Linked DNA regions of Homo sapiens: region 2 is linked to region 1. Evidence: chromatin contacts called from ENCODE Hi-C or POLR2A ChIA-PET data. All regions are on one chromosome and are shown on one strand. Each heading gives the region's core, a stretch centred on a gene start or an enhancer-like site at or near the end of the contact. The rest is flanking DNA. Distances are from core to core; before and after follow the strand shown. Region 1 overlaps IKZF2 (IKAROS family zinc finger 2). Region 2 holds the start of ABCA12 (ATP binding cassette subfamily A member 12).

Region 1 (6,243 bases), core at 1,006-3,505:
TTTTTCAAGTCTGCTTAGCTTGAAGGAAAAGCTTTAAAATCAAACTATGTTATTACCTGTTTTACCTAAACCTAAAGACAAAAATGAAAGTGCAAAGCAGAAGGATAGCCAGCTTAAAATCTATATATATTGTTAGGTTTATGCTTTGAATTGTTTAGGAAAGGGAGGTTCTTTTTCACAGTATAGAGGCATTATTGGGCACCCCCAAACTTTGGAATAAGCTTTTTTGACTTATTTCTATTGGGTGACATCATTCAGTGAACATCCATTGAATATTATATCTCTCTTGTATCATAAAAGGTATTAGAGACACAAATACAACAGAATGCAACCCCTGAGGTTATTTACCAGCTATTGGAAGATAGACCAGTAAAACAACAATTATAGTACTATGTGATAAGCATTATGGAGACAGAGAGGACATACCTAAATCAGCAGAACATCCAAGAGGAATTTCCCGGGATTGAGCTTAGTTTTAAAAAGCAAAAATGTGAACTAATAAATGGAGAAGGGTGTTTCCTGCAGAAAGAACAACATATGTGAACAACTACCAATGTAGCATCTAAAACACTTGGGGTACCTCCATGTGTGTTTGTAAAGAGATGTGGTAGGGAGGAGGAGAGGCAGAAGACTGGATGAAAGGAAGAAATCTAGGATTTTCCACAGGTGACCAGCATGGCTGATGGAGTAAATAGTAGTGTCATTCAGTGATATGGTAATTAGTAGTGTCATTCAGTGATATGGTAATTAGGAAAATAGAAGAAAGAAAGGTAAATGGAGATTTTACTTCTTTTACTATATTCTTTTATGTCTCCATGAAATAGGCAAATAAAACTGTCTAGGAAGATGTTAAATATATAGATCTCAAGCTCTTGAGAGGGGTCTGAGTAGGAAACAAAGATGCAGGATCCATCATAATTTATGTAGTGGCCCAACGTAGTAGTTTTTAATAAGGCAATACGGATAAGTACAGAGTGAGACATCAAGAAGGCCAAGAACACACTAGCAGGAAAAAAATTTCATGAAGATGAGTAAGAGCAGAGTAGGAACATGGAAAGAGTGATTTCACAGAAGCCAAAGCAAGTGTCAGCACTGCCAAATGCTGTCAAGAAAATAACTAAGATAACTGTAAAGTTTTTTTTTTAGATCGGGTAACACGGAGAAAATTTGCAACAATATAGAAGACATCTGTTGTTTTTGCCTGCCTGACATCCCTTCCTCCTTCTCTTGATAACAAGAGTGCCCATTTACCTTTAGAGAACTTTCCTGTTGCATGTAGCTGTGGTGGGACCCTCAGTCCAGGTACTCTGCCCTCTCCTGCTCAGGAGCTAGACATGTGATCTAACCTAGGTCCCTCAGACTTGGAATTTGAATTTGGGTGAACTGTTTGGTTTTTCAAAAGAATACATTGGGAATACACTTATGGTTTTGCCGTTATGGTTATCAACGTGATGAAACAGTGATCTAATGGAATTATGTTTTTATCTTGGTTATAACCTCAAATATAAGGTCAAAGAGGATGTTTGGTTATAAAGTTTGTTCAAACAGGGGAAGTTACCTTATTGGTATATCTTTAGCCCAGATTAATGTCTATGTGATTAATGCATTATTGAGATATCTAGAGAATTTGTTTTATGTTTCTAGCAATGTATACACAGAAATATTTTGATGAGTTGCACCCAGATCCATGAAGCAAAACAAAATCAGATTGGTTACATAATTAAGGAAAAATGTATCAGGTCTTTACCCAATGGCAGACCTTACAAATATGTCTGACTGGTTTACAAAAAGTCAATGCTCAAAATACCTCTACAAAGAGTAGTATAGCGTAATGGTTGAGCCAGGCTCTGGAGCCAGACTCCTAGTAGTAATAACATTCTCTACTAACTAGATGTAAACCCTGAGGAAATTACTTAACATCTCTGGGTCTTTCTGTTCTCATCTGTACAGTGAAGATGGTATTACACCTATTTCATGGAGTTTCTGGATGAATTAAATTAATTATTAAATGCAAAGCCTTAAAACAGCACACAGCACATAGTATACGTCAGTTATTATTATTGCCGATGTGGTAGAAACAAGATCAATTTTTGACATGAAAAGGGCTATTGTAAAGTAGAAATTAGATCAGAACTCTGCCAAAATCATCATTTTCAGTTCACATGAGCTTCATTGAACTCGGGACAAATCATCTGAATTGAGGTGGATGTGGTGTGGGACAGTTCCCACACCCAGGTTTCGTTTTGAGTGTTAAATGCGTTCAAATATGAAAATTCAGGGTGAAACTTAGAGCAAAACTGCCAGGTTTTGGACTACTCATTTCAGAACAAATTAGCATATTTAATTTTGGGGGCAAACCCGTTAACCAGTTTTGCTAGTTTTTTAGCAAAATTTACAACAACATTTTTTTTTTCTTGCCAAATTCTTTCATTTTGGATCTTGGTCTGACATATTTTCATCTTTGGTCCATACTTGGACTGCTTTTTAGTTTTATTGTTATTTCTAATAATGTAGTAAGTGCTTGTAAATCCATCATCCAAACAAAAAGTTAAGATTTTGACCACAATTTGTATCTCATTACCTGGTTCTCCACCACACCACCACCACTGTGCCATTCTTCTGACTCCCCTTACGTGAATTGGTCATCCTTGAATGTTTTTGAAATTCTTTGCTTTTTTGTTGACTCTTTTACTTTTGTGTCACTTTTTTAGTTGTTACTAAAAGAGAATATAATGTTTTATACATAATATCTTGGGACATACTTTTTCAATGTGATAACATCATTAATGATATAGTGCAGACAATGATCTGTTTCCTTGTTCCTCAGTCTCACCTTGAAACTTTTTTCCAAATTAACATCTAATAATTGCACAATCCCTTGCTATTCATAGCCAGAGGACTTCTTATTAAATGTAGATTACAATTCAATTTTTTTGACCCATCTATAGGTTAATCAAAACTTGGATGGAATGTTGATTTCTTTAAACATGTCCAAATCATGAAAACATTTTTTCACACTATGTTTCATTTTCTTCAAAATTGGTAACCTATTGGTTATTAAATACATCAACTGAATTGTGCACTGAATTTTCCTACCTTTCATCTCTTGCTTTCTCACTTATTTTTGTGTCTGCCAAGAGGATCCCCTTATAAATGAGACTACATTTTTTTGTACACAGTGGGACTATCTTATACAAATGAAAGGATCAGAGTAAATCATTTTTACAGGGCATACTGAACAAGTAAAGTTATTCTAAGAAATGAAAGCTTTAGGTTTCCAAACAGTACTGGCACAAGTGCAACTGGAGAAAGCAACAATAAACAACAAGTAATAAGTTATGTTCTTTCCTGAGAACACTGTTTTTAATCAACTGATTCGCCTTGTCTGAGTTGTTACCCTATCCTTAATTAAACATCCTTGGGCAGTATTTCTACTCAAAAAACAACTGTTTTAAGTTCTTTGTCTGCACTATGAATGTCAGTGTCTAAGGGCTAACAGATTAGTCCATAGCAACTTAGAAAAAAGGGATGAATAGGGAACAGCATTGGAGAGTATATGTCAAATGAATTAGGGCAGTAGTTTAGTGAGCCAATGTGCCAATTTAGAAATGGATTCTTCTTCCTGCTGAAGAGCTCTTTTTAAAATAAATTACAATCATAAAGCTGCCACAGTTTACTGTGCATAGACATGTTCAGAATTGGCTCTTCTTCATGAGGGCTGCTTGGTGCAGGTATTTAAGCTACTGCCAATAAGGCTAACAGCTCATCAAATAGAAAATACGCTGCAGGAAAATACATGGGTTAAGAAAAACAGTTAAATACCGTGCTGTTATTTTGTATGTCTGTTTAAGCTTTTCTCTCAAACAAGTTGACTTACTTAAATTGTTTTTTAAAAATAAACTCTAAAAGCCTTGAAAATAGTGCAGTCTTAAAAGTAGTATTGATTTTAGTCAATGCTAAAAACACTTTCAGGGGAATAAGATGAGAAACCACATGAACAAGTTTGCCACCAATAGTGGCAACAGTGTATGTATGTCATGGATTTAAGAGAGACTCAAATAAAAACAAATCCTCTGGTGTATATGTGTGTGTGCAAATTTAAAGAGTATACTTTCACACTAGAGGGTATTCTTTCTACTTGCTTCTACTGAAGCATACTAGCTTTTATAACACATATCGAGATGGCATATCCAGCTTTGTATCATCCAAAATGTTGAAGAAATTATCAGATTGCATTTTTCTATGGTTTTGTATAGTACCTCCTATGGAAGATTGTAAGGAACAAGAGCCTATTATGGACAACAATATTTCTCTGGTGCCTTTTGAGAGACCTGCTGTCATAGAGAAGCTCACGGGGAATATGGGAAAACGTAAAAGCTCCACTCCACAAAAGTTTGTGGGTAAGCATTACAAATGCTTTTGTTTCTTTGCAAGGTGATGTTAATAGGAAAAGGCAAGTTCCCATGTATTAGAAATATATATGGTGTGTTTCAGTTCATGAAATAAATACCCATCTCTTTTCTTCATTATTCTTTTTTACTCTCTGACATTCTGTGTACACCACACTTACACCAACACACACAAATACATATGAGAGATAAAGACTGATAGTGGTCACCATCTCAAAATATGATGATATATAAAGTGAAATAACATGTAAAATAGAAAATATTAATTTCTTTAAAAAATAGTCATACAGAAGAGAAACGGTCCAGCCTATTGGCCAGTTTTGTAATCTGTTTTAAAATTTTCATTAGTGTCAGGTTTTTAGCTGTTTTTTTTTTAACCTATTAACATTTATGCCTAGTGTCCCATTATTGGAACGCTAAGCATGTGGGAGTTATTTATATCCTACTGCTCAAGGTCATCGCCAAGGTCTGATTGCAAAAATTAAAACAAAATTTCAACCTCAGGCATAAATGGGTTAATTATTTTCGTATTTTATCTGGAATGAAGATAATTTTTCTTTTTTTCAAAATTCTGCATTGGAAAAATAATGCAGCAACCTACATTCAAGATGTTTCATATTTGGATCTTTATTTCATATTTTAATCTTTGTTTTTTCATCCAGCCTATGATTTTGAACTGAAAAGATTAAATATCATATATTTAGACTTTCCCTTTTCATTTCCGAACCCTTAGATATTCTTTGATACGCCCAATGTTGGCATCATTCTGGATGCATGCTGTAAGTCATAGATTGTCTCTGAGGATACAAAAAGCATGGACTTTTTAAAAGAAATATGAATAATAGAGATTCAATAAAAAGAATTGTTAAAGAATTGTTATTCATTGTATATATATCTATTAGGATAAAAATATTCAAACAGATTCTGACATTCTAGTGTCAGCATTGTGGGACATCCTGATTAAATGGTGATTGAGACAAAAATCTTTGCTTTGGTTATTTCAGGGAGGAGAGGATAACACAATTCCATTACTTCAATAAACACTTAAAGAAGGTTTCCTTTCAATCTGAAATTGAAGAACTAACACATCACCAAAATAGCACTCTAAGACTAGCTGGAGGGATTTATTGAGAACTCATTGAAAGAAGGCCTAAGGGTGACTATAAGGGCCATAGTTTATATTATGTCAGTTGAAGCCCCTGAGTTATACACAAAGGACTGCCTCAGGCCTTTGGTAACTTTTTTTCTGTTCTTGTGGGTAACTATGAAAAAAAAGAAATAAAGAGCCAGTTTACTTATTTTTAATATTGATTTTTTTGTTGGATGTCATTAAATGCTTAAATCTAACTAGACTCTAATGTAGTTGGAAAAAATAAAATATATTATTATTCTTTCTGTCTTCTGAATTTATATAGTCTACTCTTTGTAACGTTTTTTGTCATGTTTCCTGACTTAGAGATGTTACTCTCAATTTTATTTCACTGCATTCCTTAGAAAAGAGGGACAGCTTTTTAGAAAATTACATTATGATTCTAAAATATTTATATTATATTTTTAATTAAGAATTTGAGAGAATATTTTTCTTTATTTGGATTCTATCCTAGTAATATATAACAAACAGTAGCCATAGTAACTACTTCTGTTATTGTTCTTGAAACAAAAAATTTCATCATTCCACACTTATTATAAATTGCCTTCTCCATGTGCCTCAGTTAAATACTATTCTTTGACCTTATCAAATTCTCCAGACCAATGATCCCTGAACTTCCTGCATATCTACTTGTCTCTCCCTCTCTTTTCTTATTCAGCTTAGATTCCATGGCTCATCACTTCT
Region 2 (6,243 bases), core at 2,713-5,212, 2.1 Mb before region 1:
TGACAGAGCAAGACTCCACCTCAAAAAAAAAAAAAAAAAAAGGAAAGAAAACCTGTGTGTTGCTCAAGATTGAGGGGACAGATAACTGGTTGACTTATTTTTCTTATATGTTGGAATTTGAAAATGCTAGAAATGATCATTTTCTAGCTTATTTAATAAAATTAATCTTTTCTAAGATAGTTTTTGTTGTGCCCAAGAGAATGCATGCTATAGAAACCTTTACTATTGGGATATTCTTTTTTAAATTGCTCTGGGAACAGGCCAGTCATCAAAGACTAAAACACATGCAAAAATTGGCTCGTTGTATTTTTTCCATGAAGAAACAAGCGATAGTAGATAAATATATAGATTTGTCTTTTAAGCTGCTTAAGGTGTTATGAGGGGGAAAACATAAATTGAGAAGAAAAAAATACTATTTTTCATTTTCATTTTTCCTTTAAAATGGAGAATTGATTATTAAAACTTACATTGCAAAGAGGAGGAGATGATCTTTCTGAATACTCTACGCTATATCTTTCCATCAGTTTAAATAGGTTGGCCAAAAATTTCTAAATTTTACAGGCATCAGTTTTTTTTTCTTAGCCTCACAAGATTATAGCTACACATGTAGTAAAATTAATTCAACATCACCAGTTTAAGAAAATGATTACTCACCCTGAGTGAGTGGATGAATAATTCTTCACAAGATGGGAAATCACCCTGAAATTGCCATACTCACATGGCTCAATGTAAGATAATCAATTGATTTACAAACTTGGTCCCTGACATGACTGTGTTATTTGTGATGAGAAATTCCATGCCATTGAAATCACCTTGGAGGGATAAGGTGCTCTGTAACAGCTTGGAGTGAGCGAGACTTTTTAAAGCTCCCTTGAAATATGTCTTCTTTTCGGGTTTTGTGGATCAGATTTTTACCAGTTGCTTCTTGACACAATTCTTTTGTCTACATTATCATTGGAGTGTCTCAGTGCTGAAAACTTGAAAATCCTGAATCTGATACCTTCCTCACACCCACCTGCTTCATAGCATCAGCTATCAACCTCTTACATCGCAAGTGGATCTTAGGCAATGAGGTATTAGCAACTGGTGCCTCATTATGGTAATCCTTGGGTGGAGTCCCACCCTTCTTATAAAAGAAGGATGCTGTTATTTTTACCATGAGTTAGCTTCAATTTCCCAACTTGTTGCACATTTCCACCTAGGTTAAATGTGTGCACTTGCTGTGTTTTCTTACCCATGCTTGCTTTATTAGGGCCTGTTGGAGAACAGGTTTTGCAGACACAGAAACCTGGGTTCAAATTAATGTTCTGACACCCATTATCTGTGTGACCTCAGGAAGCTACTTGTCCTATGCATCTTCACGTATACAGCAGGTAAAATAATGTTGACCTCACAGGTCCTGTATGCAATGAGTATCCCATAGCACCTTAATGTAAAAGTCAGTTGATGGTAAAACAAACAAACAAACAAAGTTGTCACTGATGCTATACACAACAACCAGTGCTGAGACAAAGGAGTAAAATTATAATCTGGTTGCTGTTAAAATTTCTGAACTGTTTTACATCATCACTAACTCAATTCACTTGTTTTTTCTATTCAAAAACAGGGTTTCAAGTCTCAACTTCAATCAGTTTCTCATTCTACTAACATTTTCATCATCCCACAGCATCGGCTTTATCATACTCTATCTCTTAAGAAGAGTTTCCAGGAACTTTTCATTTTAAATCCGCAATATGACATCTCCTCCTCTTTGGCTTTAGGTCCCTAACTCTCCAACTTTATCTTCTACTACTTCAGACCAGCTCTTAGATTTAGTTGGGTCAGAATTCTCACCATTCAGGAATACAGAATTTATCTCAAAATTGTGGTGTTCCATGAGACTTGGTCCCTGTACTCAAGGGGCTCAGAGTATGGACAGAGAGACAGACTGACTATACTAGAAGGTAATAAGGGAGTTGGCTATCTGTGCGAACAAAGCTTTATGGGAAAACAGATGAAGGGGTGATTAATTCAGCCGGGGGTGGGGGTGTGGTGGGTGGAAGTGCTGGAAAAGGCTTCAGAGGGGAAGTTACACTTGAGTCAGTCATTTGAGAATGAGCACAATTTCATTTTGGGCAGAGGGAACAGCATGACCAAAGCCTGAAAGTGAACAGTCCTCATCTAAAGTATTCTAGCAGATGGCAGGAGGGAGGGCTGAAGGTGGAGAGACAACTGATGAAGCTGGCAAGAGCCAGGCTGGGAAGTGCCGTGAGGCTCTATGAAGAAGCCTAAAAGAGCAGCCTTCCTTCTCCTGAATTCCTGGAGCAACTACTCTTTGTGAACTCATTTTGGCCATAATTTTTCATGCGTGTACTTACAAAAAAATCTCTACAAGTGATTTATAGACCTGCCTAGAGAAACAGGGAAAATCCCTGATGTTCATTTGTTTCTCAGCTCTTCCTGTGAAGTGTAATACATGGGACTGGAGAAAACATAGCACAGAGATTAACAGTACAGAAACGAGGTTCGAGTTCCTTCTCTGCTGTTCCCACTGTCCTCACTGCTAACTAGGTGAAATCCAGCAAGTTATGGCACTTCTAAATATCACTTTCTTTCACTGAAAATGGGAATAATGACAGTTTCTATATAATAGGACTCCTAGGATGATTCAATAAGTCCTTAGCAAACATTGCTACCCAATTAATAGAATTAATTGACTACTTACTATGAGGCAGGACCTGTGCTAGATTCCTTTTTTTGGAGGGGGGATGGAATCTCACTCTTTTGCCCAGGCTGGAGTGCAGTGGCGCCATCTCAGCTCACTGCAACCTCTGCCTCCCGGTTTCAAGCGATTCTCCCTCCTCAGCCTCCCAAATAGCTGGGATTACAGGTGCCCACCACCATGCCTGGCTAATTTTTGTGTTTTTAGTAGAGACGGGGTTTCACCATGTTTGCGAGGCTGGTCTTGAACTCCTGACCTCAAGTGATCAGCCCGTCTCGGCCTCCCAAATTGCTGGGATTACAGGCATGAGCCACCGCACCTGGCGAAGGGAGAACTCTTAATGCTTTAACGGATTTTGCAAGTAAAGTCTGGATTAGTCAGGGTAGGTGTGAGGATCAAAGGGGAGCTTCACCCTACTAGCCTTGGCTCCAGTAGTTTATTCAATTACATTCAGCAGCAAGTATTGAACACTAATGATATGTAAAGTACTGTGATATAAAATAGTCCATGTCCTCAAATAATTTATAATCTTGTAGGAAAAATAAGACATACACAAATAAAAATAATGCAAAAACTTTAAGTTCCTTGAGAGAGGGCAACAAAGAATGATTCAAAGGCAAGAGAATCTATCCTATGGGATATATCCAAAAAGGCTTCATTGAAGATGTCAACTTGGGGATAACTTTGAAAGGCAGGATCTTAGAGAGGGAGGAATGTATCATGGAAAGAGGAAATAGAAATGTCTTGGATCAGCCTGTGTCCCCTTTCACTATAAGAGCCTGAAACAATGTGGCTTGTCTGTAATAGACACGTGAATCTCCACTCACGAATTGAGGGACTCCAGTTTGTAATTTATGTCCCCTACAGCCTACCTTTCCTTTTCTGCCCTGTGCTTAACCTAGTACATTGTGATGAAAGGTGGGACCTGGCCAACATAGTTTCTTCCCCCAAAATCGAAACATTCAACTTTAGGTTAAAGGTGGACACTTTCCCTAGTATATCTAATGATGGGCTGAGGCTCAGAGCTTTGCAGCTAAGCTCTGGCCTTATTGACTTAAATCATTTTAATGACACTTTAATATTAAAGAGTCACTGGGCCCAGTGTCTGTGAAATGCTCTCTGTGCCCTGCCTCTGCTAGAGCAGACACTGTGTGCAGGAAAGAAGACAAGAGAATGTAGGACAAGTCCTACTGGCCTTGCAAAGGTCCCACCCCCTAGTCCCTGTGACGCATCCAGTGCAGGTGACATGTTCTCTAAGGTGTGGATAGGCAATTAATTTCATGGAGAGTAGGAGGTGTGGGTTCAGCTGCTGCTTTTTTTTTTTTTTCAGTGAGGCATTATCTGAATGATGCTCATTCTCTCTTGAGTCTGGACTTCGTGCAACAAGCAGCAACTGGATATTATTTTAAAATAAGCATAAGCCACCCAAAGATACTGATCTGGGTCCTTCTTTTGGAAGAAGAGTTGATTGAGAAGTGCCTCTTGGTTAAGGATTAACCACAGGGAAAAATCCAGCAGAAACAGAAGAACTGTGGGTTTCTTACCCCAGCCCTCAAGGAAGCTATGCCGTGAAAGGGGTACTGATACACTGACATACAGCAAGTTGGACGGGGCATCAGTTCTTCATTTGTGGAGTGGAGAAAAGAAGAGGAAATCTCTCATTTGGGGCATTTGAAGGATGGCTTCCCTGTTTCATCAGCTTCAGATCCTGGTCTGGAAAAATTGGCTAGGTGTAAAAAGGCAGCCGGTGAGTTAAAAAAAAGTGTGGGAGTATGGGTCATGGGGCAATACGCCAGGTAATCCTAAAATGTGATCTTAATGAGAAGTGAAAACAGAAGAGTTTAAAGGCATTTTCCAAAGCAGGAAGTAAGATATTTAGAATTCATCCCCCTATCTGTCTTATAGCTAATGGAGCGAGTCTTAACATGCCCCCAAAAGCAGCCTTTTCATTTCAGTAAATTAAAGAGTAAACCAGGACATGCCCTGGGCAAAAAAAAAAGAACATGACTCATTACTGGCTGAACTGGAACGTTGAATTCTGGTTTCAAGCCAAAAGGCTTTCAGAATTTTTCTTAATGTAGTTAAAAATGGGATAGAGGAAAGAAAAGTATTATTTGAAATGTACAATAAATGGGAAGAAATATACTGGAAAACTGAAAGCCATAGAAAGTTTGGTTGAAAGGTAAAATACAGAACAGAAATAGTTTGAAGGCTATTAGTATAGAAAAGCTACTGAGAAATTTTAGTATCTAAAAATCATTTACTGGGAATACCAAACAAGAGTATGTATATGTGCTATGTTTTAAGAATATTATTGAATCACTTAGCTTTACTACTACAATCTATCTTCTCTTGCTCATTGCAACGTCTTTTTTGTACTCTTACATTAATGTTTGCGTTCTAATTACAAAGTTAGCTATTAGATCCTCATCAGATGGCTCCCAGGATGATTGAGAAAGGAATTGGTTTCTGGGAGTTGTTATATATTCAGAAGAATGTTTGAAAATCGGGGAAATCCAAAAAGGTATTCAATATACTTTATTTTAAAGTGGTAATTCCCAGCCTTGAATGAGTAATGTAAATATTATGCAAATAATATGCATCACACAGAAACCAGCACTTTATCTATGCACCTTATCTCGCTCCAGGCTTGCTTGGATTGCCTGACACTTTACTTGAGTGTTTTGATGTGTGTAGTAAGAGGAGGAAGTAGATGTTCATTTACCCTTGTGAATTTTGTGGGTAGGGTTTTAAAATTCTAAGGCATGTGATTGCATGGGTGTGGGGTTTGAATATAAAATTATAAACTCATTCATGTTTTTATTTGTTTTTTAACTGGAAAAAAAAAAGCACAGAAGAAAACCTCCCCATAATTATCATGTGGTTGATTCTGTGTGGCATAAGCAGGGAAAGGATCCTGGGTGTGTGGATGTGGTCATGTGGTCAGAGCATGCGAGTTGGGGCCCCTGCCACTGCTCCTCATGTAACTTAAGTAGCTTAAGACAGTTTCTCTAAGCACTGTTTTTCCCACCATGATGTGGCATGATGAGTTAGACGTGACATGATTAGTTAGATGTGGCATGAAGCCTGCCACATCTAACTCATTGGGGGAAGTACCAAATGTGCTAATGTATTTCAAAGTGCTTTATAATACTGACACACTTAGCAAATAGATTAGTGAGGGATTTGAGGCAATGTGTGTCATATTTTATGCAGATTAATAATGAAAGGAAATTCAGGAGAAGATACTGTGGGTAAAAGGAAGAAATCCACGTACAGTCAAGTTTGTAAGTGATAAAAATTCAATAGCTAAAAACAAAAACACAGAGGAACTAAAATCTGTACGTGTTATTGTCAATAATCTGAATGCTGAGGTCTGTTTCTTTTACAACTCTATTTTGTGTAAAAAAAGTTATAGGAAAAAAAAACACCCAAATCTCAGGTGAAGATGTTTGTTTTTCATTGAGAAATTTTATCTTTAGAAATTTTAATGACAAATTTTTTTCCTCATTTTGAAAGTAGTAGGTATATCAATTTTCTCC

Evidence for each region. Hi-C counts contacts between places; a loop is a spot of excess contacts on that map. ChIA-PET counts read pairs that join two places held with the same protein, here RNA polymerase II (POLR2A). Pooled maps may share reads with other maps.
Region 2: a loop to region 1 is called in a pooled map, with 6 times the contacts of the local background. The contact joins the promoter of ABCA12 here to the enhancer-like site in region 1. A Hi-C loop is called at or near these places in 1 of 37 single-sample maps with no recorded cell type and 2 of 50 pooled maps. POLR2A ChIA-PET finds 5 or more read pairs at or near these places in 1 of 52 experiments (activated T-cell).

Annotation. Positions count from the first base shown.
Region 1 is chr2:213,011,948-213,018,190 of GRCh38, reverse strand. IKZF2 (IKAROS family zinc finger 2) reads left to right here. Exons shown (of 9, transcript NM_001387220.1): 8 at 4,257-4,400. Among named protein-coding and RNA genes, the nearest start is that of MIR4776-2, 89 kb to the right of the region's middle. Within about 2 kb of position 2,255, at least 2 of the 41 ENCODE cell types and tissues checked have a DNase peak (open chromatin) inside an H3K27ac peak, as active enhancers do.
Region 2 is chr2:215,136,345-215,142,587 of GRCh38, reverse strand. It overlaps ABCA12 (ATP binding cassette subfamily A member 12), which reads left to right and starts at 3,962. Exons shown (of 53, transcript NM_173076.3): 1 at 3,962-4,448. The coding sequence starts at 4,380.